Regions from separate parts of the Homo sapiens genome. Here region 2 is linked to region 1. A link is a loop called in an ENCODE intact Hi-C map of the cell type or tissue named here. Cell type or tissue: heart right ventricle. All regions are shown on one strand.

The links. Peaks named below come from ENCODE experiments on the same cell type or tissue, not always from the same donor. Only the 100,000 strongest peaks of a DNase experiment are listed, where the experiment ranks them.
Region 2: it touches region 1 in a loop (4-fold over the local background); 6 of 110 quality-filtered maps call a loop at or near these places.

Annotation. Positions count from the first base shown.
Region 1 is chr5:16,157,810-16,162,809 of GRCh38, reverse strand. The region is part of intron 2 of MARCHF11 (membrane associated ring-CH-type finger 11); the gene reads left to right. Among named protein-coding and RNA genes, the nearest start is that of MARCHF11, 19 kb to the left of the region's middle. In heart right ventricle, a CTCF peak has its summit at 1,898 (motif pointing left); no DNase peak of the experiment used is centred here.
Region 2 is chr5:16,005,992-16,010,991 of GRCh38, reverse strand. No RefSeq gene overlaps it. Among named protein-coding and RNA genes, the nearest start is that of MIR887, 73 kb to the right of the region's middle. In heart right ventricle, no CTCF peak of the experiment used is centred here; a DNase peak (open chromatin) is centred at 2,766; H3K27ac peaks cover 1,383 bases.

The sequences.
Region 1 (5,000 bases):
TTGTGTTATATTTTGGATTTGCTGTGTATTCATTTATTTGTTCATCCATTTAATATTTCAACAAATATTTATTAATTACCTACTAGATACCAGTATTCTAGTCACTGGGAATGAATAAAAGTAAACAAAAAAGACAAAATCTCAGCCATTAGGCTCATACCTTGCAAACAGACTGATAATATATAAGTAGAAATTCCAAGTAAAAGAACTAATCATAAGAAAAAAACATTGGGCAATGAAGGGGGCTATGAATTGTTGAGAGATATTGTTAAAATTTTAGATAGAATGGTCAGTGAAGGCTACCAATCCATGATCTTTGAATTGATTGACAGATTTTAAAAAATATATTGCCTTCTAGAAATAGGGTATGCTAGTGAATATTTACTATGGTTTGTTTTCCTACTGAAGTATATTTCACTTTGGGTTTTAGTTTTCCATGAGTGAACTGGAGAGGTCAATATTTACAGCTTATATCAATATGTAAAAAGCCTTGATAAAGGCTCAGTTTTCTCAATCTATTTTATATCTAGCATGTTCTAGTGAGATGTTGGTTTTAGGGGCATGGAAAAAATGAGTACAATCAGATAGACATTCAGAGAAAAAGAATAGTGAAAATGGATTCTGGATTCTGAGAAACAGGTGGTCAGTTTGCTCCTCCTGAGTTATTTAAAATATTTATTTATGTTGCCATTTTAAGCATTTAATTTATAGAATTATCAAAGCATTAGGATTTCAAAAACCTCTCTATATGATAAATTGCGTCTACCTGGACTATAATTATTTTTAATATCGATTTTTATAAATACAGTGATAATACAACAAGTGAAAAATAATTTTAGACCTGTGTTCTCCTTGGACAAGTACAGTTTTTCTGTTAAAAGCCCACAGTTTCTGAGATGGATTATTTTGAAGAGACGCTTCATCATCTCATTGAATGCCCTCTAGGAACCTGGCTATTTGGAGAATGAATATTTGAGGCTGTAATTTTCAAGATAATATAATTGGGAGATATTGAAGTGGCTTGTACATGACTTGGCCACTGGGAAAGACACACAATGGCTTGAAGAGGGGAAATAACTTTTTATGTTGCTCCTGGAGCTACACAAATTGATATTTGGGCTTCCAGACTCCATTTGAAATAAATGGCTTCCATTTATCAGTGTGGTAAGATGCTGGGAAGCCAGTATTTTTTGAATCTTTGCCATTGACAATGAATATGAATATAAAGGAGTTTTGAAGGGTGAAGATTCTTTCCTCTGCAAAACTTTTAACAATATGGAGACATTTTGTTTGAGCTTATGGTACTTAGTCAACCAAAATGGAATAATCCGTTTCCCAAATAAGATGGGAAATGTCATCCATAACTTAAAACCTTTAGCTCTCAGAGTCCGTAAGCATAAGTGGGTTATTAAGAATCCTTTATTCAGGAGAAAAGCGATGGTCATTTCATGAGGAATAAGATGTGCTGTTTATGAACACATGCAGGAAGGAAGACAGATCATTTTTAGGGTAAGTACTCTCCATGGAGGCCTTGTCTGGGTTTCCTGAATTTGGCTGATTGCTTTCATAGTGGACTAATTTAGATCATCTGTTAAAAGTTTAAAACCTTTCTGGGGTGGGGGGAGGGGGGAGGGATAGCATTAGGAGATACACCCAATGTAAATGAAGCGTTAATGGGTGCAGCACACCAACATGGCACATGTATACATATGTAACAAACCTGCACGTTGTGTACATGTACCCTAAAGCTTAAAGTATAATTTAAAAAAAGTTTAAAACCTTTCCAAATAAACCAGGGTGTTCTGAGGGTTTACAGGAGCAAGCATCCTAAGTGTTGGTATCCATGTCCTCAGTTAGACGTCAGAAGAGCTTTACTGTGCAACTCTGCCCTCTAGTGTTTCACACGAACTACGGTTGTGTTCTTGGAATTTGACCCAGAGTGCACAGAGCTCCATTAGGTTAGAGACATTTCTATGTATTTTTTTTTCACCTTTTTGGAAAATAAATTCGACCCAGGTTCCATTTACTTAAAAAGCTTTGCCATTTGTTATTGCTCACCTAATTTGTTTAAAACCAAGGTGTCTCTCTATTTGATGAGATTTTGATTTAATCAATCATTTTCCATTTTCTTTATTCCACTTTGTAATCTGGGCATTTAAATCTTTACTCTGTTCAGATACTTTGAAACAACTACTTCTAAATTATCTTAAGAATATAAAGCATGTGATCTCAGGCATAATATTAAATCCATTTAAAGTTATCATAGTACATTCAAATGTTGATTGTCCAATGTATAGCTGGGTGCAACAAGTTTAAGTAAAAGATAATTATAACATCTAGTGGCAAACATCTCTAAAATATAAAAGATATTTTATATTTTTATTATAAATATAAAATTATAAAATTATATAAATATATATTATATTATTATATTTAATATTTATATATTAAATATTTAATATATAATTAATATATTAAATTATTAAATGTTTATATTAAATATTAAATATATAAATATAAATATTAAATATTTAATATAAATATATTAAAATATAAAATTATAAAAGATATAAAATATAAAAGATAATTATAACATCTCTGGCAAAATATTTGTAATATATTGATGATCAAATATTTTAGATATTTTTCTCAACTAAGAAAAAATTCTTTAGAGAATATCACTTATTTGGATTAATGTATCTGAAAGCAGCCACTGGCCAGTTATAGGGGAAGTTTTGTTATTTGTAAAAGAAACAGTGGTTGTGTTTTGGCTTCTTTTGTTTGGCTTCAGATTTTCGAAGATGGTATTTTATTTTGCTTAGGGCAACATTTTTAAAGAGAATTAGATGAGAAACCATTTCATGATGTAAAACTTATGAACTATATTTGAAAATGAGATTTTTAATTACCAAGGATTATTTTACTAATGGCAAGCCATCTTGCTGGAGGGAGAAATTTTTTTCCAAGCAGCTTAAGTTCTTAGTTAACAACCAGAGGAACATTAATTAAGCAGTAACTATTGAGGCACCGACCATCTCCTGAGGATCAATCATTGATGGGAGGATGTATGGAGAATGAGCCTCTCTGGCAGGCTGTGAATCCCTGAAAATGGCTCTGTACCCTGGAAATAACTGAAAATAAAAAAGAAATAAAAGAAGAGATAGAAATAATTTTCTTTTTCTAAATGGGAAATACAATTTCATTTCAGAGGTATAAAGCAATTCAAGAACATTAATAATGGGTATTAGTCAAACATTATTTGTCTGGAAGCACATGCATATCGTTTCAGATCAGTGAGGCCAAAATTGCTCTTGGTTTGATGCACAGAGAATATGACCTATTAGTTACTGAAAATGAATGGTGTGCAAGTAGCTATAAAGAACTTGGTTTGTTGTACTGTCTCTGCCTTATTATCTAACTCATACACCAAGAACTATTTGAAAGTGTGGCAAAAGGTAGAAGGAATGCTATGCTCTATCAGGGAAAATCAATTTAACTGTGGGTTTCAAGTGTCTTTCAGGTGGAGCTGGGGCTTCTGAAACTGACTTTAGGAGCAGGAAGCTTCTGTTGTATGATGGTGTGTCCATAAAACTTATTAAACTTATTTTATTCATTTATATAATTTTTCAAGATAGATCATCAAATTTTAATGTTACTGAGTATGAGAAGTTTGTCAATATGGTTTTTTTTAAATAGTTACTTTAAAATGATGAATAGAAGTTGTATTTATTTGCTATGTGCAACATGATATTTTGGAATATGCATACACTGTGGAATGGCTAAATTGAGCTAGTTGGCATATCCATTATCTTGCATACTTATCATTTGTTGGGGGTGAGAACAACTTAAAATCTACTCTCAGCAATTTTCAAGAATGCAATACATTGTTGAGAACACATGGATGGACACAGGGAGGGGGCAACAAACACTGGGGCCTGTCGAGGGGTGCGGGAAGAAGAGCATCAGGAAAAATAACGAATGCATGCTGGGCTTAATATCTAGGTGATGGGTTGATAAGTGCAGCAAACCACCATGGCACACTTTTACCTATGTAACAAACCTGCACATCCTGCACATGTACCCTGAAACTTAAAATACAATTTAAAAAAAGAATGCAATACATTGTTATTAACTATAGTCAACATGTTGCACAATAGATCTCCTGAGCTTATTTCTTCTGTCTAACCCTTATTTTATATTCTGTGACAAACATCTTGTCACCTTTGGCCCTTGGTAACCACCATTCTACCCTCTGCTTCATGTGTTTGACTTATAGATTCCATATACAGGTGAGATCATGTGGCATTTGTCTTTTTTGTGCCTGGCTTATTTCACTTAACATAGTGTCCCTCAGGTTCATACATGTTGTTGCAAATGAATAGTATTCCATTATGCATAGATGCCACATTTTCTTTATTCATTCATCTGTTGATGAACACAGGTTGATTCTATATTTGGCTGTTGTGAATAATGCTGCAATGACTATGGGAGTGCAGATATCTATGGATCATACAGCAGTTCTATTTTTAATTTTTGGGGTAACCATCATACTGCTTTCCATAATGTCTGTACTAATTTACACTCCCACTAACAGTGTGTGAGTGCTCCCTTTTTTCCACATCCTTGCCAACACTTATCTTTCGTCTCTTTGACAATAGCCATTCTAACAGGTGTGAGGCGATGTGTCGTTCTGGTTTTAATTTGCAATTTCCTAATGATTAGTAATGCTGGGCATTTTTTATATGCCTGTTTCATATGTCTTCCTTTGAGAAATGTCTCTTTAAGCCCTGTGCCCACTTTTTAATTGGATTATTTGTTTTCTTAGTATTGAGTTGTTTGAATGCCTTATATGTTTTGGATATTAACTCCTTATCAGATAGATGGTTTGGAAATATTTTCTCTCATTCCATAGGTTGTCTCTTCACTCTGTTGGTTGTTTACTTTGCTGTGCAAAGGCTTTTTAGTTTGATGTAATTCCTGTCTATTTTTACTTTGTTGCT
Region 2 (5,000 bases), 150 kb after region 1:
CATAAACACTCTCTTGTTTTTTGGGAAATATACAAACCTGACTTTCCAACCCTACCCATCCCCACCCCAGTTTCAGATGAAAACCAAAAAGCACTTGGAAACTTCTCTGGTTTGACAGCTTATTTAAATATCTCTTGTTTCTAGGCTTTTGTATTTTGAGAAAGGTTTTTCTAATAGCCTCCCCACATCCCAATCATTTTAACTAAACTTCCTCTGAACGTGAGTGTTCTCCTTTCACTTCAGTTTAATTGGAGAAGTTTGAAATATTGGTCCAAATTTTTCACTGCCCTGCTGTATGACATTCAACATTGGCCATGGCCAAACAGTAGGCAGAATGGCCTTCCTTGACCCTGGGCTTTGGAATTGGTTATGTGGCTTTCATTGTCTGTAATTTTTTTTATTGCTGTCATAACAAATTATCACAAAGGTATCAGCTTAAAACAATTATCACAAAGGTATTAGCTTAAAACATTTATTATCTCATAGTTTCTGTAGGTCAGAAGTTCAGTGATCTCTACTGCATCCTCTGCTTAGGGTCTCATAAGGCCTAAATCAGCAGGGCTGGATCTTTTATGTAAGTTCAAGGAATGAATCCACTTCCAACCTCACTCAAATTGCTGGTTGAGTTCCGTTCTTTGTAATGCTAAGACTGATCTCCCCTTTCTTGCTAGCTGTTACCAGGAAGCCAGTCTTTGCTCCTATAGGCTATCTGCATTTCTTCCCATGCTTTCCGTGTGGCCTCTTCCAACAATGGTGGGTTGTGTTCCTTTCACACTTCAAGTCTCTTTGACTTCTCTATGGCTGCATCTTTCTCACTCAAGCTGGAAAAAGTTCTCTGCTTTTAAGGACACATGATTAAATTGAGTCCACTCAATCCTAGATAATCCCCCTATTTTAAGGTTTATAATATTAAATACATAATATTAACTACATCTGTAAAGTCCCATGTGCCATAAAATGTGACATACTCACAGGTTTCAGGAATTAAGGTATGGACATCTTTGGAGGTCATTCTGACTACCACATTGACCAATGGGATATTAGCACAGGACATGCAGGCAGAGGCTTGAAATGTGCATGCAAGGATGGTTTGATCTCTGGTTCTTCAATCATCACCATAAGAATAACTTCCCCAGGTAGCTGAATGCCCTTCTCTATGGGTCCCAGAATAAATACACTTGGAAGAATTCTGAGCCCCACATGTAAGAAGGAAGCAAGGGCAACTCAATCAGCAGCTAGAAGCAGAGCCACCCAGCTGAGCCCAGTCTGTATTAATCCATCTGCTCTGAGTCAACCTACAGACCCATTATCCTAAAAAGAATCACTTATTGTTGTCTGCCACTGAGTCTGAGGGACTCAGCTTTATTGTGGCAATTGCTGACTGATATAGCAATTGACCTTAAAAAGTAAAGCAAAGTATCTCTTTTCTTGTTTTATTTTCTACACCCAACATAAGTTTCATTTCAAAATCAGTTCCAATCCTAAGTCATCCAAGAATCTGAGCTTTGTTACTGTAAAAAGGCCCTGGCTAAGGACAGAAAACTTGGACTGAAATTCTGGCTGTACTTTTGGCTTATGTGATCTTGCATAAGTTATTTACTCTGTATATGTCTTGAAATCTTCATATATTAAACCAAGATAATAAATCCAAGCTCATAGAATTATAGTAAAAATTAAATAAAATAGTAAATTTAGTCACTCAACTCTTCTTTAGTGTAGTCATGAAACTAATACTTATTGAGTTATTACCATTAGTCAGGCATTATGTTAAGAACTGAGGAATCAAAGATAGTTAAGACAAATTTCTATCTTTAAGAAGTGTATATTCTAGTGATGAGAGCATTTTATAAATGTTAAAGCAGCCTACAAACCCAGGGCATTACTGTGGTGGTGGTTCTTTCTTCCCACCCCATACCTCTTCCTCCTCTCCCTCCTCCTCCTCCTCCTTCTCCTTCTTCTTCTTCTTCTCTTCCTCTTCTTCCTTCTCATCAGTCATAAACTGCTTTTCCATACCTGCTGTCCCATTTTCTTCTAACTTTTCAATCAACCATTGGCTTATTATAAAGATTAACATCTCGCAAATCCTACCTTCACATTCTTCACATGAAATAAAAGATAGTTATCTTTATGCATTGGAGAAACAGCATTTGACTTCAGGAAACCCAGATTCACTAATCCCTATAGGCAAGCACAGTGGCTTTTCAGTTGAAAAGTGTTAATCATTCTTAAATCTATTCAAAATCCTCTTTTTTATTTTCTTCACTCACAAAATGTACCTCAGGGTATATTTGCCTCTTTATCAAAACCCAACAACAACACAAATGAGTTACATGAATTCCATACAAAATATAATAATGGAAATGGTCCAACTGCCTTTGTTGCTTTAATCTTTGAAAACCCATTCCAACTAGTCATCTTTTCTTCTGGATGGGAGCATTTATGTAAATACATGTGGCCCTTGATAGTTCTCTCTCCCAGACACAGTTATTATTTAAAGTATATAACCCAAGAGAGTGTTTTTGGAGCTTTGTGTTCTTGTCATTCGCCATGGTACTGGAGCTGTTGGTTTGCTTCTCTACCTCTTTCCGTCTTCTTTTCCCCTTGTGTTATGTCCCTGGATGAGAGAAAATTTTCTTTTTGTTGGGTTGCTCCTAATAGTAAAAAATAATGCTAAGTGTGCATAGCTTGACCTGCTCTGGAACAATTCACCAACACCCCAACTGACATAATATTGGCATTGAAACTCACCTCAGGGACACATCAACACCCTCCTAAGAGCTGCCAGGAGGGCTGCTACACTGTGATAAAATTCTTCTTCCCTCCAACATGAAAATTGACAGTGTTTCCATGGAGCCCTCTTAACTCTGTCTCTAGTGGGGGCCTCTGATCTAGGCTCAAAGTTCACTCAAAAGCCACTGGGATGGCCAATCATTCAGATCCCTCACTGCTCTCAAAGACTTTCTTACTATGAAGATATTGCTATACAGAATGATTGATTAGGTGGTAACAGGCACTCAGCACCATCATGCTTTCAGAGGAGACAGTCAAGAGAGTATAATTTGCAGCCATGCTCAGTGAAGGGACAGGTCACTCATTGTTCAGGTAGAGGCCCTCTGAGAAATGCAATGTATTTTTGTCATTCTGGTCATCACTTGTACCAGAATATAATATCCAACCTTTGGGCGTAAGATCCAGAAAAGATAAGATGCATTTGGGAATGGGAAATACTGTTTACTGGTGCTGGTCCTGAGGGACATGGTGAGGCACATCAGAGAGGCACAGCACCCAAATGAGTCCTGAACACCTTGTGTCAAGAAAAGAAAACACTTTTTGTGCAAGGCCACAAGAACATGAGAGGTCAGAATCTGAAGGGTTAAGTAAGCGAACAAAACCAGGAGGCAAAGGGAAGCTTGCAGAGATACAGAGAGAGCAAAGATGAAATAACATGTGGGTTTAGAATAAGGTGGTTTGGCTGTACTGTACTCTGGCTGTCCCATTTCCCCTGAAGCTTGGTGTACAGTGTCTTCTTCAGTCAAGGATAGGAGGTCCTGAATTGGGAGGCTTGGAACAAATCCCACACCCTAGTTCTTCTGTAGCTCAAACAAGTGGGCTCAATAAAAATAAGACTCCTTCAGACTCCTTCAGCTTCCTCCTCACCCAAGCATATGATGAAACTTCAGAGGATTGATTTGTCTGTCAATGCCTTACAACATTATGTTTAAAAGAGACCTTAAAGGCCATGTGGATTAATCTTGTGCCTTTAGGCAGATTTCTCTTGGCCACCCAAGAATATTCTTCATATTGATATGAAGCTATTAGTACAAAAATCAAACCAGAGAAGTTATGGCCCTCACAGATATGTGGTCAAGGCCTTATGTCTTCTTGAGGAAGATCTAACTAGCAAGCTTTAATCTAATGGCATAGACCCCAGATGGTAGCATTTCCAAGATGGATTATCATCACCTATTCTTACCTCTATCTTCTATTGGGTTTTCCAGTGCTTGGCACATAGTAGGTATTTCAGAAATATTTGGGGCATGAATAAAAGACTCAGGTGCATATCCTTTGTTCCCACATAGCTGACAAGGTCAATTAAGAAGGGTTATAAGGCAGGGCACAGTGGTTCATGCCTATATTCTCAGAATTTTGGGAGCCTAAGGTAGGTGGATCTCTTGAGTCCAGGAGTTTGAGGTCAGCCTGGGAAACATGGAGAAGACCATCTCTACTAAAAATACAAAAATTAGCTGGGCATGGTGGCACACGCCTGTAATCCCAGGTACTGGGGAGGCTAAGGCACAAAAATTACTTGAACCCGGGAGGCAGAGGTTGCACTGAGCTGAGACCATGCCACTGCACTCCAGCCAGGGTGACAGAGGTAGACTCTCTCTCAAAAAAAATAATAATAATAATAATAATAATCAGACTAGACCAACCAGGCAGAAAATCCTCACTGTGAAGTTTCCACTACTGGAAAATGAAAACTAGTCTGGCTCTTATTAGAAAGGAATATGGTTCACATTTCAAAAACATTGCATAGATAAGCTGTGGTGGATAAGCAGGTGGGCAAGCAAAGAGGAAATATTTATTGTTTAAATCTCACACGCATTGTGATGAATAACAATTGGCAAGTCGTGTCTATGAAATTGGATTCCCAACAACAACAACAAAAAACTGTATGACCATCTCGATGCTGCTCACATGCAGAATGGAGACTGGACACAAGGAAACTGGCTATCTGGACTAAGCTGAGATTCCAGTGCCATGCCTTAAACCTGCAGGGAGCCATCTGGGAGTAAGCTGTGCTGGGGCTTTTTGATTTGGGGAATGGGGGACTTTTATCCATAGGTCATTTCTGGCTGTCACATAGTCCAGGGGTAGATGTCATGGAGGACACTGACTGATCCATACACAGACTCCTTTCTGCAAATTAGAAAACACACTCACTCTTGGTGAATGTAGCCCAACTTAGCAGTGGGCTGGCAGGCAGGACATGAGCTGGA